2 separate regions of the Homo sapiens genome follow, and region 1 is linked to region 2. Evidence: read pairs that join two places in POLR2A ChIA-PET (ENCODE). Cell type or tissue: Caco-2. All regions are shown on one strand. Each heading gives the region's core, and the rest is flanking DNA. Links, peaks and the distances in the headings are about the cores only.

Region 1 (5,379 bases), core at 202-5,201, 90 kb before region 2:
TGGGAGAAGAGTGTATTCGCTCTCTTTCAGAAAGCTTCCCAGAAGTATTACACAAGACTTCTATGTACATCTCATTAGCCAGAAAGTGTTCACTTGGTCACCTTGCTGCAAGAGAGGCTGGGGAACGCAGTAACGTGCCCATTACTAAGAAAGAAGGGAGCGTGGACACGGGAGACATCCCAGCCCTCCACAATGAGATAGAAAAGCTCCTTTTTCCAAGCATAATGTTGAGCTCTTACCCCAGGCAGCAGCAGTGTGTGCTGGAAGACACAGGCTTTGGAGTCAGACAGACCTGGGGTAGATCCTGGCTCAGTTACTGAATTCCAGCTAGATGATTTAGAAAAGTTGCTTAGACTCTCTGAATCTCTGCATCTAAAAAATAGAAAAGGCGGGGTGGGGGGAGCAGTTGTGAGAAGGTAATCGACTAGAATCTGTGTATAGAGAACACAGGAGGGTGCCCAGTACAAGCCTGATGGTCATGAACTGTCATCCCCATCAGCATTGTGTCATCTATATCCATGTATTCTATATTCTACAACACTGTGTTATTTAAATTCTTTCATTATAATAATATTTTTATTTTATTTTATTTTAAAGACAAGATCTTGCTCTGTCACCCAGGCTGAATTGCAGTGGTGTGATCATGGTTCAGTGCAGCCTCAAACTTCTGGGCTCAAGTGATCCTCAAGACTTAGCCTCCTGAGTAGCTGAGGGAAGTCCAGGCACCTGGCATGTAGTCAGGGCTGTCAGTAATATTTGCTGCATTAAATGGAATCACATTGTCCTGACCCTTCTCCTGGGCTTGGTCTTACCCTGCCTTCGCCATTGGGATACTGTGCATAATGTGGTCTCAGCAGGTTTGGGATGGGGCCTGGAAACCTACATTTTTCATCTCTCCAGTATTGTAAATCTCTCTTTCAGAAGGCTTCCCAGGAGTACTACACAAGACTTCTGTGTAGGCCGGGCACAGTGGCTCATGCCTATAATCCCAGCACTTTGGGAGGCCAAGGCAGGGGGATCACTTGGGGTCGGGAGTTCGAGACTAGCCTGGCCAACATGGTGAAACCCTGTCTTTACTAAAAATACAAAATTAGCCAGGCATGTTGGGGCATGCCTGTAGTCCCAGCTACTTGGGAGGCTGAGGCATGAGAATCGCTTGAACCCGGGAGGTGGAGGCTACAGTGAGCTGAGATCGTGCCATTGCATTCCAGCCTACCAAGAACAAACAAACAAACAAACAAAAAAACTTCTGTCTATCACTGTAGCCTCAACCTCCTGGGCTCAAGCAATCCTCCTACTTCAGCCTCTCAAATAGCTGGAACTACAGGCACGCACCACCATGTCCAGCTAATTTTTTTTTTTTTTTTGTAGAGACAGGGTCTTGCCACATTGCTCAGGCTGGTCTTGAACACTTGAGCTCAAGTTATCCACCTGTTTTGGGTGCTAGGATTACAGGCATAAGTCACTAAGCCCAGTCCATTATCACTTTTTTTTTTTTTTTTTTTTTGAGACAGTCTCGCCGTGTTGCCCAGGCTCCAGTGCAGTGGCGTGATCTCGGCTCACTGCAATCTCTGCCTCTTGGGTTCAAGAGATTCTCCTGCCTCAGCTTCCCGAGTAGCTAGGATTACAGGCACACACCACCACACCTGGCTAATTTTTGTATTTTTCGTAGAGATAAGGTTTCACTACATTGGCCAGGTTGATCTTGAATTCCTGACCTCAAGTGATCCACCCGCCTCAAAGTGTTAGGATTACACAGCCTCCCAAAGTGTTAGGATTACAGGCCTGAGCCACTGTGCCCAGTCTCATTATCACTTCTTTACAAATGGAAGAAGCTGAGTTTCAAAGCTCCTTCTTCCTCTGACTGTATAAGCTCTTAATACAGTGCTGAGCACACAACAAGTACTTGGTCAATGTTAGCCCTTATTCAATGGTTGTTATATTTGCTCTACATACTGTTGCTAAGTAACAAATGAACCCTAAAATGTAGTGGCATTGCACAGCCATTTTATAACATTCATGATTCTCTGGGTCAGGAATTTGGGCAGAGACAGTTTGTCTTTGTTCCCCAACATCTGGCACACAGGAGACTCAATTTGTTGGGGATGACTCAGGGGTGGGAGCCATTCTGAGGTGTCTTCATTCCCATGCTGGCAATTGATGCTGCCTTTCAGCTGGGACCTCAGCTGGTCTCTTGGTTAGAACACGAGCTCTCTCCATGTGGGCTAGATTGGGCTTCCTGACAGCATGGCAGCTGGGTTCCAAGAGAGACTCAAGAGAGTAAGGTAGATATGCATAGCATTTTATAATCTAATGAGCTTTTCTTGGAAGTTCCATAGTGTCACTTCTGCCATAGTCGCAAGCCTGCCCAGGTTCAAAGGGAGGGAATACAGGCACCCCCACCACTCAGTGGGAGGAGTGTCAAAGTCACGTTATAAGAAGAACATGTGGAATGGGAGATATTGTCACAGCCATCTTTAGAAAATATTATCTGTATAATAATAAGTGATAGTAGTTGTCATCATCACTGTCATGATCTGTGATCCCCCAGGCCACTACAACTCAGTTCTTTGGAGTCAGACAAATCTCAGATCTCTTACTTCCCAGCCATGTGGTCGTGAATGAGACCCTTCTTGTCTCTTCCCCTAGGCTGTAAATTTAGAACATGGGAGTGAGACTTCTTCTCTTCCAGAACTATTATGAGTCTTAAAGAGAAAGAAAGTGTAGAAAGTTCCTAGGACCTGGTGCAGGCTCACTACGTGGGTTTTCTTCTCAGTCCTGCCTCCCAGGCCCGAGTTAGAGCCAGTCCTGCCCACGGACATTTTTGCAGCTCTGTGAGGCTTTTGGTCAGGGTCAGGGACAATGGGCGCCAGACCAACAATGTGTGTCCAGACCACCTTTAAAGGGCTGTCGTGGACTTTTTAAATTTCAGCTTTCTGGAGGACCGTCCTTTGAAGTTACCCGCAGTGGCCTGAATCTCTTTGGGAGTGCATTTCAACTTTCCCCTAAGAGTCCAGTGAGATATTTCGTTGGTGATAGGGCCGGAAAGATCCACAGGAGAGCCATGCAATATCTTTCTTCCCAAATTTCCCAGTCCTCGAAGGAAAGGCCATGTTTGGTTTGAAAACAGAGCTGCTTTATCACCAACCAGGGCCCTGGATGAAATCTTTCCCCCTAAAGCTGAATAAACAGCTCCAGGCTCAGCTCACACCCTGCTCTTAGCTCCTGAAACTCACTTATCTAGGTCCTGCCTACTCCCCAGCACCCCTACACATACCCCAGGCCTGCCCAGACACCTTCTTCTTTGAGGCGTACCCTGAACCCCAGAATGACCTCATAGTGCTGTGAGACCTGTGTTCAGCTCTGTCTCTTCCTTGTAGGATGAAAAAGAGGCAGCTGGATTCAAGTCTTCTCCAACTCTGAGCCCCAGTCTCCTCCTCTGCAAAACGGGGATGATATTGCCTGCCTCGCCAAACTGTGCCAGGGCAGAATGATACTATTTTACTGGAATGTGCTGGCATAGAAGGTGCTCAGGGAACTCTGGCTCAGCTGAGGAGTGGGATCCAGAGTGAGGCTTGGACCCATGCCCACCAACATTACTACTTATGTGCTGGGTGATCTTGGGCAAGTTTTAACCTCTTTGAAGCTCAGTTTCTTCCACTTGTAAAGAAGTGATAATGGGCTGGGCGTGGTGGCTCACACCTTTAATCCCAGCACTTGGGGAGGTGGAAAGAGGCGGATTCCTTGAGCCCAAGAGTTCAAGACCAGCCTGAGCAACATGGCGAGACCCTGTCTCTACAAAAAAAAAAAAAAAAAAAAAAATACAAAAATTAGCTGAACATGGTGGTGCATGCCGGTAGTCCCAGCTATTTGAGAGGCTGAGGTGGGAGGATCGCTTGAGCCCAGGAGGTTGAGGCTGCAGTGAGCCTTGATTGTTGCATTGCACTCCAGCGTGGGCAACAGAGCAAGACCCCATCTCAAAAAAAAAAAAAAAAAGATTGCTGATGAAATTAATATAGCACTTCAGGACTGTGTCTGACACATGTCACTCAATAAATGGTAGTCATTTAAAAATTATTACTATTATGATTAATTCAGTACATTCCTCTAGGGCAAGAACCAGGTCTTATGTTTATTCCAAACATTTCACATACACACAATAAAGTTACTCAGTGTGTTTATAGAGAGAATCCTCTATATTTTTTAGTTTATTTATTTATGTATTTATTTTTGAGACAGGGTCTGGCTCTGTCGCCCAGGTTGGAGTGAAGTGGCATAATCTCAGCTCACTGCAACCTCTGCCTCCTGGGCTCAAGTGATCCTCCTACCTCAGCCTCCCAAGTAGCTGGGACCACAGGCATACACCACCATGCCTAGCTAATATTTTTGTATTTTTTGTAGAGGCAGCATTTTTCCATGTTGCCCAGGCTGGTCTCAAACTCCTGGGCTCAAGCAATCTGCCTGCCTTGGCCTCCCAAAATACTGGGATTATAGGCATGAGCCACCATGCCCAACCCATTTCTATTTTTTAAATTGATGTTTTGATTGAGATTATTGTGGATTCATGTGAAGTTGTAAGAAATAATACAGAAAGACTCCTTATGCACTTTGCTCACCCATGTAACATTTTCAAAACCATAGCATAATATCACAATCAGGATATTGGCATTGATTTAATCTACCAATCTTATTCATACTTTCCCAATATTACTTGTATTAGTGTCTGTGTATTAAATTCTACACAATTTCATCAGGATAGATTTGTGTATTTACCACCACAGTCAAGATACTGAATAGATCTAACACAATCCCCCCCATCCCCCACCCCATAGAAATCCTATTTATTTAAAGCTAGAGACCAGGCGTGGTGACTCATGCCTGTAATCCCAGCACTTTGGGAGGCTGAGGCAGGCAGATCACCTGAGGTCAGGAGTCCGAGACCAGCCTGGCCAACATGGTGAAACCCCAACTCTACTGAAAATACAAAAATTAGCCAGGCGTGGTGGTGCACGCCTGTAGTCCCAGCAACTCTGGAGGCTGGGGCAGGAGAATCGCTTGAACCTGGGAGACAGAGGTTGCAGTGGGCTGAGATTGTGCCACTGCACTCAAGCCTGGGTGATAGAGCAATGCAAAAAGTAGAGTTTCCTCTTCAAAGGCTTTCCTCCCCATCGAATTAAGAATAAATAGTAACTTCTCTCAGAAGCAAAATTTATTCAAAGACCTGTGCTAACATTCTTAAATATCTGCTAGCCGTAATAAAGAAATCAATGTACTTTATGTTCTTGGCTCCCACAATTTAGCCTAAATATTTGCCCTGGCATGCTTATACTGGTCCAAGCAAGCATTAGGTCATAGCATGTTCCTCTTCCTCATTTGAAG
Region 2 (5,379 bases), core at 199-5,198:
ACATACAAACACACGCTCCTTCCCCTGCCTGTATTCCTGGTGTTTTGGGAGGCAGAGGTAAGGGGATCACTTGAGCCCAGGAGTTCAAGGTTACAGTGAGCTATGATCATACCACTGCACTCCAGCCTGGGTGACAGAGTGTGAGACCCTGTCTCTAAAAAAATTTCTTTAAAAAGATTTGCTGAATGAACAAACTGGGGTGTCCCCAAATATAAAGCACTTCCCCTCTTTACAGAGAAAAAGCTGTACCTACAGTACCAGCCTGTCCATTTCAGTCCGGCAACACATCCTTAAAAAGACAGATTGGCCTCTAACTCTTCCCTGCCAATTCCACCCCTGCTGCCTGCCCCACCCAGGATGATAAAGGCCCTGAAGTCTTGAAAGCAAAGCATACTTTTGTGCTACAGTTTTTGCCCAGACCTCGTTAATTCAGGAAGATGATATACTTCAGCCAGTGGAAAGATATCGAATGCGTGCAAAGCCTCTTTAATTGTGGGTTTCCTTTTGTTGTCTGCTTCCTTAATAAATTTGGAAACTATTTTATGTAAATTATATTCTCTAAATGAGGCTGTTGCATTTTCCTGCTCTAGGAGCTGGAGCAGAGATGGGGCAGAGCAGGATGGAGGGAAAAAACCGCCTTGTGAAAAATGCTCCTTCCCTAGGAGGCGGCATCGTCCCTGCTTTTCTAGTCTCGGCCAAATTCCTCCTAGGGATGCTGCATGTCCTGCCATCCTTGAGGATGGGCAGGCAGGAGAAGAATGGTGAGGCGGAGATCCTGGCACCAGGAGTAACTTTGAGGGCAGGAAGTACAAACTAAGCCTGGAGATGCCTGGGGTGGGATCGGGTGGCTTTAATAAGTAAGATGTGTGGGCAAGAGGGAATGAAACTGAAATGGAGAAAAGATGTTGATTCAGCCAGCAAGGCAGAGCTGCAGGAGCAGCCCAGTGGGGCCAGGAGCCCAAAGGGTGAGACGGCTCCCTAAGCTCCTTCTCCAGGTCACACTTGGCCTCAAAGCCAGAGTCCCTGCCCCTGCCGCTCTACTTTTCCACCTGACTGGTCCACACACACTTGTGGCCTGATGACTTCCTGAGACTTTGGGGATGAGTTGCCTGGGTTCCATTCTTTGTTGTTGTTGTTGTTGTTGTTTTGTTTTGAGACAGTCTTGCTCTGCCACCCAGGCTGGAGTGCAATGGCGCGATCTCGGCTCACTGCAACCTCCATCTCCCGGGTTCAAGTAATTCTCCTGCCTCAACCTCCCAAGTAGCTGAGATTACAGGTGCCTGCCACCATGCCCAGCTAATTTTTGTATTATTAGTAGAGATGGGGTTTCACCATGTTGGTCAGGCTGGTCTTGAACTCCTGCCCTAAAGCAATCCACCCGCCTCAGCCTCCCAAAGTGCTGAGATTACAGGTGTGAGCCACCATGCCCAGCATTTTGGGTTCCATTTTTTTTCTTTTTTGAGACAAAGTCTTGCTCTGATGCCTAAGCTGGACTGCAGTGGCGCGATCTCGGCTCACTGCAATGTCCGCCTCCCAGGTTCAAGTGATTCTCCTGCCTCAGGCTCCTGAGTATCTGGGACTACAGGCGTGTGCCACCATGCCCGGCTAATTTTACTTTTTGTGTTTTTAGTAGAGACGGGGTTTCACTATGTTGGCCAGGCTGGTCTCGAACTCCTGACCTTGTGCTCCACGAGCCTCAGCCTCCCAAAGTGCTGGGATTACAGGCATGAGCCACCGCGCCCGGCCTTGGGTTCCATTCTTGCTCTGCAACTTACTAGCTGTATGACCTCAGGTATGTGTCTTAATCATTCTGTGCCTTGATTTTTTTTTTATATCAACAAAATGCATATGACAAGAATACGAGCCACATAGGATTGTATGATTTATTCTCCCTCAAGCACTTAATAGTGCTTGGTACTTAATGAGTGCTACATAGGATTGGCTATCATTATCATCACCTTCATCGTTATCTAGCTCTATCAATGACAGCCTGTCACCCAAGCCAGAAATTTCAGAATATTTTCCTGTGGGGAATGGATTTTCCACTATATTCCCATCCTCAATTTCCTGGAACCTTCACTCCTCAAGGCTAGGACAAATAAAAGACAAACTAAAGAGGAAGGAGGCAGACGTAACATAGAGAAAGAGCTTGCAAAGCTTAGACTTGAAGCACACCAATGAAAGGTCTGACTCTTTGACCCAGAGTCCACTCTGACAACAGTACCTAGGGGGACGCAGCAAATTTCCTGTAGCCCTGGCATGAGCAACAGAAGCAAAGACAATGACAACTCAAAGAGGACAGGACCCAGGGGATCTCCAGGGACTTCAGTGGACCAAGAAATGGAGGAAGGAAGAAGGGAGGAAGAGAAAGAAGCTCTTCAGGGAGGAGATTTCGGTGCTGACTAGAAGAGCGGCCACGGCCATGTGTAAGGAAAAGAGGGCTAAGATTTCACACTGGCTATGGGACTGGGACGATGGCTGCTTCTAGGGCAGCTGCCTCTGCCTCTCCTCCCTCTGTTGACCCTGTGTGGGTAGAAACTTGAAGTAAAAGGACTGCTTGCATATTTTTCTGGACTCTGTGGGGGATTTACTGGAAAAGAGCTATTCTGTTGGTTTATAGATACCATCACCCAGTCCCTCTACAGGAGGGGATCAAGGGCCATGCACGGCTGATTTGGAATCACCAATAGAGGCCTGTGGGTCCAACAGGAGGCAGCCAATATGTGAAAGTCCCTGGGCTACAATCAAGGGCTTTATCAATGAAATTATAATAAACGAGACATTTTGGACAAAACAATTTGGGGTGTATAGGGGCATATTTAATATGTGCCAATATACAGCCTCTTTGTTGAAGTCCCTTACAAGGGCTAGTTATTCAACTCTAAATCTATTTAAAAATAAAAACTTAACCCACCATGGGCTACTTTTGGGGTGAGGGGAACCCAAAACTATTTGCTGTGATGCTCACAGTGAGACCTTTGTGTCCTTTGAACTTACAGCTGCTGCGATTTGCCTGCCTTTTTGATGTACAATAATGAAAACTAGTGGTTGGCTTAAAACCTTCTGAAATTAACAGCTAAAGACTTAGCTTCCATGGGAGGGAAGGGGAGAACCCCCACAGTGTGGTCAATGCCCGGTTATTGATAGCTTATGCCTACAAAGCAAAGGAAGGTGCAGACAAGTAATAATGGAGACCTAAAAATATATCAACAAAAATAAATGCATTGTGAGGAAATTCCAAGCTCTATTAAATGCACTTTTGGTGAAAGAAGCCCTGCAGAGAATTTCTTAATACATTTCAAAGAGGGGAGGTGTTTGGTCGCTGGAGTAGCCTACATAAGCAATCATGGTATTTGTGGAATGTCAAACTGCAGATTGCCAGAGATAGTCATCCAGCTCCTACCACAACCATTTCTTATGCTAGATCAAGGTTTTGGACAGTGGTTTGGGGTTGACTGAGACTCATATCCTCACGTTAGAAGATCCCGTTAATGTCACAGACTCTCCCACTTGGAAAGAGCGTGTGAGTGTAGACATTCCTGCATGGAGCCAATGCTTCCACACTTCAAGATCTGCAGCCAGAGAGACACTGTCCTTATTGTAGACACCTTGGTAACTCATTCCAAAGTCCAACAACACCCACATCCAGGAAATTCTTCTTCATGTTTAGCCTAAATCCCTCATGCTTCAATGTAAGCTCGTTTCCTCTCATTCAGTCCAAAACAGAAATAGGGAACAGCTGCTCTCCACCACTGGTTCATGTGCTTGAGGACTTTCATTTCATCCAACCCCTAAATCTTCTCTTCTCCAGAATAAATATTCCAAATCCTAGAAACATTCTCTGAGATTTACCCAAACCATGTGGCCAATTACTTTCTAAGTGCTTCCTTTAATTCCAAACACTTGTCCAAGGTACCGTCTCAGTCTTCGCTCTTGAACAACACACATTCGTTGGGTGATATAGAGGACTGAAAGGAACCAAGCTTCCTTCCAAAATCTAAAGAAGACTTCTCACCACCTCCAGCTACCTTGGCATTGCCAGTCTGAAGTTTCTTCTGTCTGGTTTCATCCTCAACATCCCCATTGCCATGATGGCTGGGTTTTTTTATGACTAACTACACCAGATGCTGTGCTACACACTTTATATGGATCATCTCATTTAACACATTGACATGGTTTGGCTGTGTCCCCACCCAAATCTCATCTTGAATTGCAGCTCCCATAATTCCCACGAGTTGTGGGAGGGACTGGTGGGAGATAGTTGAATCATGGGGGCGGTTTCCCCCATACTGTTCTCATGGTAGTGAATTAGTCTCATGAGATCTGATGGTTTTATAAGTGGAAACCCCTTTCGCTTAGCTCTCATTCTCTCCTTGTCTGTCACCATGTAAGATGTGCCTTTCACCTCCTGCCATGATTGTGAGGCCTTCCCAGCCACGTGGAACTGTGAGTCCATTAAAGCTCTTTTTTTTTCCTTTATACATTACACAGCCTTGGGTATATCTTTATCAGCAGCATGAGAACAGACTAATATACATGTACAACAACCTGATGGATGCGTTTTTATCTTTTATTCATAGATGAGGAAATAACCTTGAAAGAACTCATTATTAATAAGTGACTGGGATTTGAACCCAAGCTTGTCTGACAGAGAACTGAGGCTCTTGCCACAATGCCAGGCTAAGAGGTGGTTCCTGCTCCATAGAGTCCCATCAAGACAGAGATAATGAAATGGCCAGAAATGGACCATAAGGAAAGCATCTCTCCAACTCTATTTCTGGAGTGCTGATCATTTCCTGTCCCTGCAGAGTAGCTTTTTAATTTCATGGTTTGAAGCTGCCATGAAAAAACAACAAACTCCATTATCACATTTATGTTTAATTATAATTATGTCTGTACACACTTGTCTGTCCATTACTCCTTGACTTGCTCCAAGGCGGGGACTTCAGCTTTGTTTTTATATTTTCAGCACCTAGCACGTGCCACCTACTGAGTAGACACTGGGAATATGTTTAGAATATGACTCACTGACTGGCTAGCTTAATGGATGAATGAATGAATGAAATACACACAAATCCACACATATCAGTTACTCCAATTCTCATATTCAGAACTGCTTACAGATACATAGGGATCTCCTTGAATAAATGCTACTCTCCTTACTCCTACTCTCATCACAAAACTGTTTGGGGGACATTAAACAGTTGGAAGATAAAGATTCTAATCTCATTTTCCCCTGCAACTCAACATGTGAACTTGGACAAGTCATTTGTTTTCTCATCTGAAAAATGAGGAAGTTTGGCCTGGATGATATTTAAGGCCCTTTCCAGTCCTAAATTTCCATAATTCGATAGCTGCCTATCTACCATAATCACACTT

The links. Peaks named below come from ENCODE experiments on the same cell type or tissue, not always from the same donor. Only the 100,000 strongest peaks of a DNase experiment are listed, where the experiment ranks them.
Region 1: POLR2A ChIA-PET joins it to region 2 with 5 read pairs; 4 of 35 experiments call an interaction of 5 or more read pairs at or near these places.

Annotation. Positions count from the first base shown.
Region 1 is chr4:4,643,970-4,649,348 of GRCh38, reverse strand. It overlaps LOC124900165, which reads right to left. Exons shown (of 6, transcript XM_047416490.1): 4 at 240-372. It overlaps STX18-AS1 (STX18 antisense RNA 1 (head to head)), which reads right to left. Exons shown (of 6, transcript NR_037888.1): 3 at 240-372. Among named protein-coding and RNA genes, the nearest start is that of SNORD162, 18 kb to the left of the region's middle. In Caco-2, for the core only: no CTCF peak of the experiment used is centred there; a DNase peak (open chromatin) is centred at 3,216.
Region 2 is chr4:4,554,094-4,559,472 of GRCh38, reverse strand. All of the region lies in intron 2 of LOC124900165, which reads right to left. All of the region lies in intron 2 of STX18-AS1 (STX18 antisense RNA 1 (head to head)), which reads right to left. Among named protein-coding and RNA genes, the nearest start is that of STX18-AS1, 15 kb to the right of the region's middle. In Caco-2, for the core only: no CTCF peak of the experiment used is centred there; no DNase peak of the experiment used is centred there.